2 separate regions of the Homo sapiens genome follow, and region 1 is linked to region 2. Evidence: chromatin loops called from intact Hi-C (ENCODE). Cell type or tissue: heart right ventricle. All regions are shown on one strand. Each heading gives the region's core, and the rest is flanking DNA. Links, peaks and the distances in the headings are about the cores only. Region 1 overlaps CBSLR (CBS mRNA stabilizing lncRNA). Region 2 has its middle 110 kb from the start of CBSLR.

What was found. A loop is a pair of places that touch in the nucleus more often than their neighbours do. Peaks named below come from ENCODE experiments on the same cell type or tissue, not always from the same donor. Only the 100,000 strongest peaks of a DNase experiment are listed, where the experiment ranks them.
Region 1: it touches region 2 in a loop (2.1-fold over the local background); 11 of 110 quality-filtered maps call a loop at or near these places.

What each region holds. Positions count from the first base shown.
Region 1 is chr1:185,321,314-185,330,456 of GRCh38, reverse strand. All of the region lies in intron 1 of CBSLR (CBS mRNA stabilizing lncRNA), which reads right to left. It also overlaps the pseudogene GS1-279B7.1. Among named protein-coding and RNA genes, the nearest start is that of CBSLR, 8.4 kb to the right of the region's middle. In heart right ventricle, for the core only: no CTCF peak of the experiment used is centred there; no DNase peak of the experiment used is centred there.
Region 2 is chr1:185,422,336-185,429,923 of GRCh38, reverse strand. No RefSeq gene overlaps it. Among named protein-coding and RNA genes, the nearest start is that of CBSLR, 110 kb to the right of the region's middle. In heart right ventricle, for the core only: a CTCF peak has its summit at 3,081; DNase peaks (open chromatin) are centred at 2,533 and 2,983; H3K27ac peaks cover 2,065 bases.

The DNA.
Region 1 (9,143 bases), core at 3,930-6,429, 100 kb after region 2:
TATAGTTAGGTATATAACATATATCAGAACATAAAACATTAATAAAGATAGTCACATACTTTATAAAGACTAGTGAAAATGATTACTAAAAATAATGTAGGCTGGGCACAGTGGCTTAGGCACGTAATCCCAGCAGTTTGGGAGGCCAAGGCAGGTGGATCACTTGAGTTCATGAGTTGGAAACCAGCCTGGGCAACATGCTGAAACCCCATCTCTAAAAAAAATACAAAAATTAGCTGGGCATGGTGGTGTGCACCTGTGATCCCAGCTACTCAGGAGGCTGAGGTGGAAGATGGTTTGAGCCCGGGTGGTAGAGGATGCAGTGAGCCAAGATTCTGCCACTGCACCCCAGCCTGGGTAACAGAGCCAGGCCCTGTCTCTAAATAAATAAATAAATAAATAATGCAAACCTGCTTTTTTTTTGAGACAGAGTCTCGTTCTGTTGCCCGGGCTGAAGTGCAGTTGCGTGATCTTGGCTCACTCCAACCTCCATCTCCCGGGTTCAAGTGATTCTTCTGCCTCTGCCTCCCGAGTAGCTGGGACTACAGGCATGTGTCACCATGCCCAGCTAATTTTTTTTATATTTTTAGTGGAGACGGGGTTTCACTATGTTGGTCAGGCTGGTCTCAAACTCCTGACCTCAAATGATCCACCAACCTCAGCCTCCCAAAGTGCTAGTATTACAGGTGTGAGCCACTGTGCCTAGCCAAACCTGCTATTTTGGATTGCTATGTAAAAGGAATAAGAAGATTTCTTTAGCCACATCTATAGAACAGTAAAATTCAGAATCACAAACATAACTATGCATCCAAACATAACATTGGTGAATTTGTCAAAACAATTAACTATATTTTTTATTGTTCTCAGTAGCCAGGAGGATCCCAGAATGGGACATTAATAAATTCTTTCAGTTATCAGCACTCACTGGAATAAATCCATCTTGAGAAAATATGCCAAGAACATAGCAGTTCTGACGACAATGCACCACAGGCAACGGTTTAAGTTGAGAAGTGGGATGCATTACAAAAGCCAGGACTATTGGGTTACAAGTGATGAAAAGCCAAGTCACCTGGCTTAAAAAAAAAAAAAAAAGGAAGTTAATTGACGTATGTAAGTATAAGTCTAAGCATTGACTTCATGACTGGATCCAGGCCCAATGTCACCGTACCTTGGCCTTGGCCTCTCTTCATCTTACAACCCCTTTCCTCTTTACTCAAAGGCAGCTTCTCTCCAAGTGACGGCCCCAGCAACACCAGGCATATATCTCCCAGATTCCTGTCCAGTCAATATGCAAGGATTCATTCTACTTGGATCAATTTTGGTCACATATCCATTAATGAACATTCACTGTGGCTAAAGGGTTGTAGTCCCAGAAGGAGGAGTGAATGCTAGACAGCCAGAAAAAATAAATTTCCACCATGGTAACTGCATAACAAATTTTATATTGCTTTTCAGATGTGTAAATACCTCAGATCCTAGTTCTTAAAAATTAGACATCCTGAATTCATGGAGCCATCTGTCACATCATCATGGTTATCTCAAATTCAAGTGTTCTCTTTGTGACAATTAAAGCATGCTAGCTTTATTTGTGAGAAGGTTCTTATTTAACAGCATGCTGTATGAAGTTTTGTTTTGTTTATATTTTAGCCTAAGTCTCAAAGCTGAAAATAAGAGACAACTATCCCCATATTTTAAAGAGAAGTGTCTGACACATCCATGCCACTTAGTATAAAAAGCCAGATCAGTCTAGTATTTATAAAACTCTTACCTCCAGATTCTATATGCCAAAGTCAATGAGAACAGGAATTCAAAAGAGTAAAGAATGTGTTGGCCTTTTTTCACCCCTTCTCATAGAGGGGAGAAGGGAGATATGGTTAGGCTTTTTGTCCCCACCCAAATCTCATCTTGACTTGTAATTCCCATAATCCCCACATGTCAAGGGAGAGACTAGGTTGGGGCAACAGAATCATGGGGGCGGATTCCCCCATGCTGTTCTTGTGATAGTGAGTTCTCACAAGATCTGATGGTTTCGTAAGGGGCTCTTCCTGATTCACTCGACACTTCTCCTTCCTGCCACCTTGTGAAGAAAGTGCCTTGCTTCTTCTTCACCTTCTCCCATGATTGAAAGCTTCCTGAGGCCTCCCGAGCCATGCTGAACCATGAGTCAATGAAACCTCTTTCCTTTATAAATTACCCAGACTTGGGCAGTTCTTTATGGCTATATGAAAACAGACTAATACAGTGTATTATCTCCCAACCTCCCTCATAAAGACGGAAGGCACCTGCAGAAGGTGAAACAGACACCTAGCTTCCCAACAGAAGTATAATGTATCAGATGGTGAGATGAGAAAAATAAAGCAGAATAAGGAAATGATGGTTGTGGGCATGTACCACCTGAGACGGGGTAGTTAGGGAAGGGCTTGCTGATAAAGTGACATTTGAGCAGAGGCTTAAAAGTGAGGGAGCAAGCCACGCTAGCTGGAGGGAAAAGCTTTAAGCAGAAAGAAGAGTAAATCCAAAGGTTCTTGGAAAATGGTTAATATATTCTGGGATGGAAAGAAAGACACTGGAACTGGAAAGAAATGAGCAGCAAAGAAAGTGGCAGGAATTAAGAAGACAGATTAAAATGGAGTTGCCATTTACTACCATGTGGTAAAGAGTAAAGTAAAAGTCAGAAAAAGATCACACTCCCCATGCCCACTGTGGGTTCCTGAGCCTTGGGAAGTAAGGGAAGCCAGGGAAAACTTTGAATTAGATGTGAGATTAAAGTCTTGATTTAGACCTAACTGTATTTGTTTTACTTTTACTATCTGAAAATAAACCTTAAATATCCAAAAGGACTAAAAGTTTTTGGGATCTTAAGGTTTATCTAAAAGGCAAGAATGAAAGAGTTATCAGCGAATGTTTGAAGATCAGAAAAAAATAAACCCACTCCCCATTTGTACCCCACAGATTCTACCCTATTCAATAAACTGGTTACTTTCTAAAAAATCCAAAACTTCACAACACATCTGTAAACTTCACGGTATTCAGCACAATGCTTTACACAAAACAGACACTCAGTAAATATTTGCTATAGCCCATCAAGTAGGCCAATATGCCATTTGGGAGAGTAAAAATGATGTGGCACTAGATTAACGGTCAGATAAGAGAGAGGTGGGGTAGGGCTTAACCTTCTAAATTGCAAAGTTCAAAATTTGAGATTGTAGACTTTGCATGTGGTCTTGACTTTTAATCAGAGTCACCTACAAACAACTTACTGCAAACTTGATAGAATGAGTAACCAGTCTTTAGCACTGAACCTATGTTTGCAATTTGCTAGTTTCAAATGCACGGTGTGGACTCAAGGAAATACAAACAGCTACTGTATTATAAAATGAAATAAATTGAACAGAAAGAATAGGATACAAAAAGGATACTTTTAAAAAGTGACAGAGATCACTAAATTGGCTATTTCCATTTCCATTTTTGACTTAAACAAATCAAAGTTTGTTTCCTTTTCACATAGAGGAAGTCTAGAGTTTGGGAGTCCAGAGCATGTATGGCAGCTTAAAGGTCACTGGGAGCTAGATTTGTTCTATGGCACTTCTCGGATCATCCTTGGTGTGTCACCTCATGGTCTAAAATGGTAACTTGAATTCAAGACACTTTTTCTAAGCCTATCAGCTCATTTGGAAGTAACATAGGAAGCACTATACCCTTTTGTTTGTAAAACAAATATTCTAAAAAGCTTTCAATTCATTCTGACTTGCCTAACCTTTCAATAACTTGAATTTCATTCTTTATACCACTTTAAGTATAAAGTGGTATAGTATGGCAAAGAAATGACCATGGTTCTTTGATATCTTTGAAGATTTTCTTAACCTATATGTAACTGGCTTTTCTGATATAGACCCTAAGGCATGTCTACATTACTATTCCATTGGGTGAGGGGGCATCATGCTTTAAACTTGGTGAGACCAATAAGAGATTATCTAGAAATTTCTATATACAGTAGTGACAATGTGGTCAATTAATGAAGCCAATTTCCCAGTAGACAATCTGGTACCTTTAAAAAATGTATATAAACTAAAAGATATTTCTCTTTCATTTATATTTAACATGCAAATTGGACATCCATAAATTCATTCCAGATAGAGTAAAACTAATAAAAGTTGTATGATTCAGTAGATCTTAAATCATTTAAGACACTATAAGTTCTTGAAGAAAGCATTTTAAAATTTACAGGATCCTCTTAAAAGCAAAGAAAATATTAGTTCTTTGCAGAAAAGGAAATTTCCTATTCAATTGACATAAAGAAAATCACTTCTAGGCTGGGCACGGTGGTGGACGCCTATAATCCCAGCACTTTGGGAGGCCAAAGCGGGTGGATCACGAGGTCAGGGGATCGAGACCATCCTGGCCAACATGGGGAAACCCTGTCTCTACTAAAAATACAAAAATTAGCTGGGCGTGGTGGCAGGTGCCTGTAGTCCCAGCTACTCGGGAGGTTGAGGCAGGAGAATAGCTTGAACCTGGGAGGCAGAGGTTGCAGTGAGCCGAGATCACGCCACTGCACTCCAGCATGGTGAAAGAGCGAGACTCTGTCTCAAAAAAAAAAAAAAATTAAAAAGAAAATCACTTCTAAAAGTTCAATTCATCTATTTTTTTAGAAGACAAAAATTATGTGCAAAAACACTGGGATAGAAATTACAGCTAGATGCAAAATGAACCATGGTCTTTATCCCCACAGACCACAAAGCAAAATACGTTTCCCTTTCCATTCCCACAGTAGTTTCCTATTAACAGAGAGAGCTACAAGAGGCACAGATGATTAGGACATGAATTCATTCAACACTTCTGAGGTCAGAGGCACAGCCCACTTAGGAGTCTGGACTGCTTCCATGTACTCAAAGATCGTAATCACTTAATTCTTTTTTTTTTTTTTCCCCTCTGTAGCCCAGGCTGGAGTGCAGTGGCATGATCTCGGCTCACTGCAACCTCTGCTTCCCGGGTTCAAATGATTCTCCTGCCTCAGCCTCCCAAGTAGCTGGGGCTATAAGAATGTGCCACCATGCCCAGCTAATTTTTGTATTTTTGGTAGAGACGGGGTTTCACCGTGTTAGCCAGGATGGTCTCGATCTCCTGACCTCATGATCCTCCCATCTTGGCCTCCCAAAATGCTGGGATTACAGGCGTGTACCACTGCACCCAGCCTCACTTAATTCTTAAATTTGTAAGTATAAAAGTACCCTGCGTTGGATTAAGTATCAAATAAATGTTACTAATGATATGTCAGGGTTCGTAGATTTGGAAGAAAAGCTATATATGCTGGAGTAATTGGAGGAAGCCTTAAAATAAATAAGTAAACAAATACTCATAACACTATATGTCAAGTACATATATAGGTTGGTGCAAAAGTAATTGCAGTTTTGGCCATTAGAAGTAAACATTTGCACCAACTTTATTTCTGTGAGATAAGTTTTATTGCTCCCATTTTAAATATTAGAAAACAATCACCAAGAAGACAAGAGATCTGACTTAGGTAGTTGAGTAACAGAGCCAAGATTTGAGACTAGGCCTCAAGTCTAGCATTCTTTCAATTATACCAGCCCACTTCTTGGAAATGAAAAGGTACTAACTGGGTCTAAAAGGACAGGAGCAAGGTATTGAGAACAGAGAAGTGCTATTGTGGGACAAGGGTGACTCAGGCATAGTGACCCAATAAGGCCTGTTGGTAGAATATCTTGCCACAATAGTTTTCCTTTCACATTTTTCTTTTTAGTAAGATATTGGAGATGGTTGAGAAAGAAAACATTTCATTCAATAATTCGTTCCCCAATGGCACCGATTTTGGAGTAGTACAGCAGGGAGGAATTATTTTCAAGGGGCAGGAACCTCTAGCTAACAGCTTTGTGACTTTCTTTCATAGTTAGAAAGTCTAATTCAGGCCGGGTGCCCTGGCTCACGCCTATAATCCAGGCACTTTGACAGGCCAAGGTGTGTAGATTGCTTGAGCTCAGGAGTTCAAGGGCAACATGGCAGAACCCTGTCTCTAGAAAAAATACAAAACTTAGCAGGGGATGGTGGCACGCGCCTGTAGTCCCAGCTACAGGGAAGTCAAGGCTGCAGTGAACTGTGATTGTGCCACTGCACTCTAGCCTAGGTGACTGGAATGAGACCCTGTCTCAAAAAAAAAAAAAAAGAAAGTCCAGTTCACTCAACTCTTGCAAAACATCATTTTCTCCTTGTACTTTACTCTGCTCATCTTTAGACAATAAGAATACAAGAAAGGAGAACTCATGTTTACAACCCAACAGCTCTGTTCTTTCTGGTTTTTTTCATTGAAGTAGTCTCTTGACTTCATGTTGAGTGATCAGTTTACACAGGCAACAGTTGGCTAGCTAGTCCAATTGAATTATTATTCTTTTTGTTTTTATTTCCTGCAGCACTACTTCCTGAAGAGTCCAACTGAATTATATTGGGTAACTTTCATTCACCAGGTATCCAGTTTTGAATGCGATCACAACAAAAGATCTCTTTCTGAATTGTATAGATTGTGCTATATGTTACCACACTTTTGTTTATACATTTAATTTAGTGATTACATTAAAAACTCAGCTTAGTATAAAGGCTGCTTATTCCATGCCTTGCTCATTCTCAGCAATCAAGTTGATTAAAAAATAAGGTTTTTTGATTGAAGCCTAGGCTATACATCAGAGTTCACAGCTGAATATGACATTTCCAAAGATGGAGCAGGCTTGAAGGTTATACAGTGTTACAGGATACATGCTTGAATGACATAAGAAGTTTTAATTCCTAAGAAACTGTTGAAAGAAAGAGCAACTATTAGGGAATCCTGGTTGTTGGATGAGGAGGCTAGAATTGTTCTCAAAAACTTTAACAGTAATTACTTTAGAAAACTAGCAAAAAGTTATTAGTAAAAGTTTGCTTGGATAATGTAATAGCCGACAGGAATAATTCAAGACCGAAGTATTCTGAGGCATGTATTTGGAGAATTATAACCCTTGGATTTTTTATTTTTTAGAAAGGGGGTCTCACTCACTATGTTGCCCAGGCTGGTCTTGAATTCCTGGGCTCAAGAGATCCTCCTGCCTCAGCATCCCTAGTAGCTGGGGTTACACAGGCAGGCACCACCTTGCCCAAATCCTTGAATTTTATTTTTTTTTGTAATAATCACAGTTTGCCTTATTCTGATGAGGTATTTATGGAAGCCTTATCTGGAAAATGGAAGATTTTCTCTGAAAGGGAATACTAATTTTAAAAGCCTTTTTTTTTTTTTTTTTACAGAGGCATCAAGTTCTCAATTTATTATACATTGTAACACAATTTCCAATGACCTACTTTAGTGGAAGTAAGTATGGGCGTTTCAAGATTTTTCCCTAGGCTTCTTGTGACTTTTATGACACTACCATTTTCTTGTTTTGGCTCTTAAGACACCATTAATATACCCGAACAATATTTTCAAGTGCCAAAAGGAAAGAAGAGAAAGAAATTGAGAACAGTAGCACTGACTGCAAGGGATGAAAGAAATATACGACAGAAGAGTCAGTCACTTAGAGTACAGGAGAAGCTAGCAGACTGGAGGAGGCAGGCAAAGCATTGCTTTTTTGCCAAGTCACAAATTGGCAACAGCTTTTCATTAGGCAAATGACACCCAGAAAATGCAGACAGTTGATCAAAAATAATGTAATGTGGCACAGAAGTTTTAAAATGTAAATAAGATTCCAACTTAAATTAAGACTATGACTGGTAAACTGAATTGCTAAGTAGCAGTATTGAATAAAATCAGCTTATCATAATTAGCATGGTTAATAAATAAGAGAGATAACTAATATCCGAGGAGAAATGGAGCATGTTCATACGCCTAGAAAATGCTTTTGCGTTTGCAGTGGTTTTCAGGCTTTAGTAGAGGTACAAGATGCTATGGTGTTTGTCAGAATGTAGGTTTCCAGGCCACTTTCCTAGAGACTAGACTTACCAATTTTAGGACAGGGTTTCTCAATCTTGGCACGACTGACATTTCAGGTGGAATCATTTTTTGCTGTGGGACAGTGTCCTGTGCTTTGTAGGATGTTCAACAGCATTCCAGGTCCACTAGATACCTGTAGTACGTCTCCCCCAGTCATGTTTCCAGGGATTGCCAAATATTCCCCAGGGGAAAACCACTCTCTTCCTTTGAAAATCATTAGTCTAGGGTAAAGCCTAAGTGAGAGGTGACAGCATGCTGGCAGTCCTCACAGCCCTCGCTCGCTCTCAGTGCCTCCTCTGCCTGGGCTCCCACTTTGGCGGCACTTGAGGAGCCCTTCAGCCCGCGGTTGCACTGTGGGAGCCTCTTTCTGGGCTGGCCAAGGCCAGAGCCAGCTCCCTCAGCTTGCGGGGAGGTGTGGAGGGAGAGACGCGGGTGGGAACCAGGGCTGCCCATGGCGCTTGAGGGCCAGCGCGAGTTCCGGGTGGGCATGGGTTCGGCGTGTCCCGCACTCAGAGCAGCCAGCCGCCCCGCCATCCCTGCCGGCCCTGGGCAGTGAGGGGCTTAGCACCTGGGCCAGCAGCTGCTGTGCTCGACTTCTCGCTGGGCCTTAGCTGCATCCCCGCGGGGCAGGGCTCGGGAACTGCAGCCCGCCATGCCTGAGCCTCCGCCGCCCAACCGTGGGCTCCTGAGCAGCCCGAGCCTCCCCCACGAGCGCCGCCCCCTGCTCCACGGCGCCCAGTCCCATCGACCACCCAAGGGCTGAGGAGTGCGGGTGAACGGGGTGGGACTGACAAGCAGCTCCACCTGTGCCCCTGTGCAGGATCCACTGGGTGAAGCCAGCTGGGCTCCTGAGTCTGGTGGGGACTTAGAGAACCTTTATGTCTAGCCAAGGGATTGTAAATACACCAATGGGCACTCTGTATCTAGCTCAAGGTTTGTAAATACACCAATCAGTACCCTGTGTCTAGCTCAGGGTTTGTGAATGCACCAATGGACACTCTGTATCTGGCTACTCTGGTGGGGACTTGGAGAACCTTTGTGTGGACACTCTGTATCTAGCTAATCTAGTGGTGACGTGGAGAACTTTTGTGTCTAGATCAGGGATTGTAAACGCACCAATCAGCATCCTGTCAAAACGGACCAATCAGCTCTTTGTAAAATGGACCAATCG
Region 2 (7,588 bases), core at 1,767-4,266:
ATAATGGCCTCCAGCTCCATCCCTGTTCCTGCAAAAGATATGATCTCATTCCTTTTTATGGCTGCATAGTATGCCATGGTGTATATGTAGCACATTTTCTTTATCCTGTCCCTACCATTGATGGGCATTTAGGTTGATTCCATGTCTTTTCCATTGTGAATAGTGTTGCAATGAACATACATGTGCATGTGTGTTCATAATAGAACAATTTATATTCCACTGGATATATACCCAGTAATGGAATTGCTGGGGTGAATGGTATTTCTGTTTTTAGCTCTTTCAGGAATCGCCACACTGTCTTCCACAATAGTTGAATTGATTTATACTCCCAACAACAGTGTATAAGTGTTCCTTTTTTTCCACAACCTCACCAGCATCTGTTATGTTTTGACTTTTTAATAATAGCCATTCTGACTAGTGTGAGATGGTATCTCATTGTGGTTTTGATTTGCATTTCTCTAATGATCAGTGATGTTGAACTTTTTCCCATATGAGTGTTGGCCAAATGTATGTCTTCTTTTGTAAAACGTCTGTTCATGCCCCTTGCAAACTTTTTAGTGGTTTGTTTTTCTCTTGTAAATTTGTTTAAGTTCCTTATAGATGCTGGATATTAGACCTTTGTTAGATGCATAGTTGGCAAAACTTTTCTCCCATTCTGTAGGATGTTTGTTCACTCTATCCAGGGTTCTTTATATGAAATGAACTTGAACCCATACTTGAATTCAATGCTGGGGATGTTGTTTCTCAAGATAAATTTCTTCTATGCCTGTCTGCTCCTGCAATGCTAAGCTACTCAAGGTTCTGTGAGAATGCAATATTTTGGTACTTCATTCATTTCCAGGTACAGTCTCCTTTGCCTGGGTTGCCCTACCCCACATTCACCTGGAAAAGGCTTTCTCCTTCCTGAAGAGTTGGCTCAAGAACCACCACTTCCCTTCCACACCATTTACCCAATTCTCCCAGCAGACTTAAGCACCCCTTCCCTTGTGCTTCCACCAAGACCGTTACTATTCTTATCTTAATTTATAGTAATTACACATTTATTTTCTGCCTGTCCATTAGATAAGGGTAGGAACCATGGCTTTTCATATTTATATTGGCAAAATCTTGGCCACTGTATGACATATCAAAAAGGCTCAATTAATATTTGTTAAAAAAATTATCATTGTTTTAATCTATTCTATACCTACCTAAAAACCATACAAATGTCTTAAAGAATGATATGCCCCCCTCTTTCATACTCTTTGCCCCACACATATAGTGGTCTGATGTATTTTAACAAATCAGAGATGTTGAAAGCAGAAAATCTTCAGTACCTTATTTAAGGTGATAAGCTTCTAATAACATTCATACTATAATACCCATGACTTTAAGCACAATGATACATTATCTGTTGCATTATGTTATAGTTTCATACTTCATTGGAAACTTAACTGGATATTAACCAGCATTTTGTCTATGTGATAATCATTTTGGACATATTTTTAGTATTTTGTATTTGTGCTACACCATTTATAAAGTTCAAAGACCCACCGCCTTCGAACTAAAATATTTAATTTTTCAGATATTATCAAAGGAGATGAGCAAAAAGGAAATTAAAGTTAACAGAACATCTATGGGGGTACTTGGTTGGTGGTAGCACTTAACATACTTAACTCATCAAAATCTTACATCAACCTAATGAGAGATAAACATTATTAACACCATTTAGATAAACCTAAGGCTTAGAAAGAATAAAACATTGTTAGAGCCAGGATTCAAATTCAGATGCATCAAGCTATGTACTAGGCTGAAGAGTGGTCCCACAAGATGTCCACATCCCAATCCCTGAAGCTTGTAAATGTTACCTTATATGGCAAAAGTGATTTTGCAGATATGATTAACGATCCTGAGATGGAAAGATTATACTGGATTGCCTCGGAGGACCCTAAGTATAATCACAGGGACCTAAGAGAGAGGCAGAGGGAATTTGATTACAGCAGAGGAGAAAGCAGTGTGAGCATGAAAGCAGAGATTGGAGTCATGCAGCGAGCAGCCAAGGACTGCTGGTGGCCTCCAGAAGTGGCCAAGGTAAGGAATAGATTCTGCCAGGTAGCTTCCAGAAAGATCCAGCCTTGCTGACACCTTCCTTGATTTTAGCCTTTTATGATTCATTTGGCGTTCTGAACAGTAAGAAAATAAATTTGTGTTGTTTTAATTGTGGGATTTGTTGCACCAGCAACAGGAAACTAACATACAGTCTCCAAACTTAGGGAGATCTTTGATTAAATCAGTTTAGTGCAACAAACAAGGCAGAGTAATTAAACACCTCCGCTAACAGGAAAAGAAAACAGCTGGAGCCACGTCAGACCACATAAGGAAGTTCCAAATGTGAACATCCTCCAAGAACACTTGAGCCATCATCATGACTATTCCAAAGTAATATCTGGAAAGTTTTAGCCAAGTGCTCTAGCAGATCTTCCCAGCTGGGAGGAAGGAACAGCATGAGGGCCAGTCCCTCAGGTAGCCAAGTCATAAACCTTGCAGAACTAAACTAAAACTTTGAACTGAGCCCACAAGCCTGAGGTGGCCAACACAAACCTCAGTGGAACTAGTTGTACTTCCAGTAGCAAAACACTTTTAAACAAGGGCCATATTCCATTTGCAACTTTTGGGATAAAGCTTTGTCTATGTCCTACAGCAGCCCAAGACTGGAATTTACCAGGGAATGAATAACTCAGAAAAAAAGTTTGCAAACTCTGTGCCTAGCCCAGATGGAAAAACAAGCTACTGGCTTTAATGCAGTACAAACTCCAGACTTTGTGCCAGCAATAGCCTCCTCCAGGATTGCATTTGGCATAAGAATGGGAATTATAGTGGTGTGAATTACACATATTTTCCAATGCAAAATAAGGACTACCACAAATTGAAAGAAAGTTTGTGTATGTCTTCTGTTGTTCATTAAGACAATTCTCACGGGCTCTCGTGTCTGCTGTCCAGGGTTACCCTCTCGGGGGAAGTGACTCAAGCGGGAAACAAGCGCCAAGGCCAAGAGAAAACAGAATCTTCTGAATGAAATTAGCTTTTGTTTGCCTGCCACCTTTTGACCTGGATGGATATTTCTACATAAAAAAATGTTAAGTCTTAGCCTTCTGAAATATTTGGAAAGGTAAAGCTCAGAGGTATAAGCAATAAGGTTGTCTCCGTAGTTACTAAGTTTCCCTGGTAGAGGTGGACTGTGATCTGATTAAAGGAAAAACGAAAACATAACAAGGAAGTTGATGGATATCTACGGGGATTTTTAACAGTAAAGCGCTAAAGTAATGAAATATCTCACTGAAATCCTTAATGATATAGCTAATCTCAAAATTTAAAAATCCGTTTATTTCTTCACCAATCTCTCTGAATTACTAACACTGTGGGTGTAACAATTGTCAGAAGTCCCATGAAAAGTATCTTAAATACCTCAAAACAATCTTGACTATGACTTTTATATCAGATCAACTATAGCTTAGAAACGATCTCCTTCACACTAATTAAAATCAAATCAATAGGTAGTAATCGAGCATCAGTTATTCACAAAATGGTGTGGGAACTACAACAATCAAAGTCAGTGCCCTCATGGGGCTTATCATCCACTAAAGAGAAAAGCAATACACATGCAAAACATTAAAAAACAAAGTTTCAAATATGGGTTAAAAAATAGAAACCCATCACAAAGCAGTATGTGTTCAGTCAACATATGATTCCATAGGAAAGGGCCAGTGTGGGAGTTTAAGAGAGAAGGAGGTTAGAGCAGCAAGGCTAGATGGAACCTAGGGAATTTCAGTTGCTTCTATTTTATCTCAGTGTGGCTAAAGGCAGTAGGTATCTGGTGTGATGGGAAGTGTCAGACATCAGTTCCACAACTCGCCAGGCTTCAGACCTTGATAGTTACTTAAATACTCTGAGCCTGATTATTTTACTCTACAAAATATAGATCAAGCCTACCTCCAAGGTTGTACTGAGGTTAAAGTGAGAAATGTATATAAAGGTCTCAGCAGATTGTAGATGCTCAATAATACTAGTTGTTTTTCTTTCTGTAGTTATTAAGTCTTCAATACAATTTTTTTTCTGAGAGTGTTGTGATATTTTGTTATTTTCCATAAATCCAAACATGTATTTTATCTCACAGGTCTCTTGAAGCATTATTTGTCTGTAAATGCTAATTACTTCCTGGTGAATTTTAGGTTCCAGGAAACATGGAGAGTCCTGTTTAAATTTGTCTATGCACCTTAAGCTGAGAGTAAAGTCACCAAGGTGCTATCTAGTTTAAGAGACTAAAGTTTTTCCTGACTTCTAGACACTTAAAAAATCTCTTTCATACTTCAGGCTTTTAAAAATGCAATGCTTCTCTCATAGGTACTGGTCTTGCCACATGTTTGCTCTGACACATTAAATTACCTTTGCAGCATCAACCCAATCAGATAGAACTGAGTGCTAATGAGACAATAGCCCCCTCTCAGGCCTCCTGTCAGTTCATGAGCTTTGCTCATTTCCATGGTCACACAGCACATGGAGAAAGCTAACCATCTGTCTTAGAATTTCTTGCCCATAATTACAAGAAAGACTGGGTAGGACAGTATGGATACAATTAACACAGATCTATCACCAATACCAGGCATTTGTGCGGGGACTCCCTCCTGCTGATAGCTGGGTAGAGGCTCAGGGCTGGAAACCAGTGAGGAAGAAAAAGGAAATCGCTTCTATAAGCCAAAGTTTAAATAAAAATGAAAAATCCGTCATTGATTATGTGTTCTGCCAAATGCAGTCTTTTCCACCATAACCAAGCCAGGCGACAGAGCTGGCCCTCCGCTCTTCACTCTTCCCCTACCCTACTCTCAAGCTGACTTCTCCCTTTTAGTTCCAAGCTTGCCTGTGCTCTTCTCTTTAATGTGGATTTCTCCTAATAGGAAGAACCCATCTTTCTCGTTTCAAAATATCAACATTCATTTCATGCAGCCTCACACCTATGCTACCCTTTGTCTACACATTCTGCAGTTTCTGTCAACACCATATGGAAAGGGAATAAGGCATGTGAAGCCACCAAGGCAATGAAGATTAGACGGTAGAGTATTTGACTCCCCTCAGCCGGAAGATGGCTAATGGGGTTGCCTGGATAGTATCGTGGTGCTCCTATGACTGCCCAGCCAAGTGTAGGATTCCAGCTTGATCATCATGTACACCATGCAGAAAGTGACTCTCCCCTCAGAAACAGTTTTTGAAACTCCTGCCATTGCCATGGAACAGAAAGAAGCCACATATTTCCTCCATTCTATGATGCATAATTTTCACTTCTGAAATAGGAGTGTGGCTTATAACTGACATCCAAAGAAACTTGCCAAGAATGTCTTCTTTAATAAAATATTGCTATGAATGTGCTTTGTTATACAATTAATGGCATCTTCGCATGGAGGAAATATGATCCTTCCACTGAAGAGATTGGAGTTTCAGTAGAGAAGAGGCATGGACTTAAGTTTAGAGGCAAGAAGCCCACAGTTTCATGCCACAGAGCTCTACGCTTAAAAATCGCTAAAATAATAAATTTTATGTTATATATATATTTACCAAAATTTAAAAAAAAATTAAGCCACAGAATCTGTACCTACTCCCTGGATGAACAGTTCAATATTGTGCAAGTGAGCCAGCATCATGCAGGGCTTATTGGAAAAAAAAGCAAAGCCTTCCATAGGAACCAACTTGTTCTCAGCCTTCAAGCTCATTCTTTGAGGAAGAGCATAGGCATAGGCTGAGGCATCTCTACAATTAGTTACCCAGGGTCTAAAGCAAGACATGGTTTTCCTACTCAGGTGGACAGACTGGAGAGTCACAGGAGATGATGGTGAACACTCTTCCCTTAGTCCTACCAGTCAAGAGTTTTCACCAGTTCACTTAGTGCAAAAGACCTAGAAACAATATTGGAACCCACCATGGATTCTTCACAGTGCTCTAGTGCTTTGTGAATGGCTCTCTGGAGTAACAGATAAGTCCCTCTAGAGAGCCAGACCCCCTCATTCACTGAGTCCTACTGTTGTTTCCAACAGGTGGTATGGATCCTAGCAGTTCAGCATTCCACTGTTGGTGCTGCTTGGTCAGAAGGGGTCCAAAAAGGTGGCTAATCCATCTGCCCCTCATTTGGCATGTGGTACCATGTGAAATGTTCGAGACTGGACATTGCTCAGCAAATTTGGCGTTCAGTGGGGCCAATGACCAGGTCAGCCATTGTAAGGGGGAATTTTGTTGTTGAAGACATGCACAGCCTCTAGCCCTGACTCCTACCTTGTTCACAGAACACTGAGCAAGCACTGGGGTGGCCACAGAGGAGGCTGAGTGACATCCACAGGACAGCTCAGCCTGTCTACCTTTCCCCTGAGTCTCCTCTGCAGCAGAAGCTCTTTGGTCTTCACTCATGAGGAACATGCCCTGGGGCCCACTCAAAGAGCATCACCCACTTGACTTCCGAAACCTCCTTGTCATCAACCTTCAAGTCTTCCCTCCTTTCAGGCAAAATGGACCCCAAGGTGTACTTCTCAAAGTGCTGGAGGGATTTTCCTTCTCATCTAAACTCCAGGGTACCTCAGCAGCCCAAGTCCAACTGCTATCAGCAGAGCCATCTGTAACCCTGTACCTAAATGAAGCAAACTCCCCATGAAGCCACAGGTGTGGGTGCTACAGGCATAATGGCAAAAACAATAGAAGCAACTGAAATGTCCAGAAACAGAGGTTGGTTAAATAAAGTATGCTATATAGAAATAATAGTCATCCATTTTAAATGATGCTACAAATACTCGATGAGATAAACTACTTGTTGCTACATGGTTAAATGGAAACATACATGTTAAAAACCAGTAATTATCTCTGAAGATGTAAAATTATGAAATATTACCTTTCTTCCTTCTGTTTATTTGCACATTTTGCGTACTATGAACATTTACTCATCTTGTAACATGTCATTAAAATAAACCCTTTTGGTAGACAAAACACTGCTACCAATCCTCCTAACAACAAGCATGTTCTGAGTATCACACTGTAGGGTAGTGCTGAGGTCAGTGAAATGATTTAAATGCTTTTGCTTGCTACAGGGAGTATATTAAACAGGGGGAAAAGTCATTTTCTGCAGAAAATTGCTTGGAGTTATTTTTTAAGAGATCCAAGACATCCAACGGGACTTTCTACATTTCTGGACAACAAATTCAGTTCTTAATAAAATGCTTAATTCTAGTTAACAAATACATTTTTGGTAAGATACAGCTGATATGTATCTTTAGATCTATATCCTTTCCACAGTCCACATATGGTATATTTATATATCTATATATATGTAATTTATTAAGATTTAGAAAATACATTTACTTATTTGGATGCTACTTGTTTGCTTTTATAACATACTATTGGCCATAACAATGACTTAATTGTTTCAAAGTTCCATTCTAACATTGTTTCTCTAGAGAAAATACAATCTACTCTGTACTGATTTATTTGATGATGGTGTCCAAGACGAGCTACCTAGGAAATTATCTAAATAAAAATATGGAATGGACTCTACTTAGCTAGAATCCCCCTAAAGATA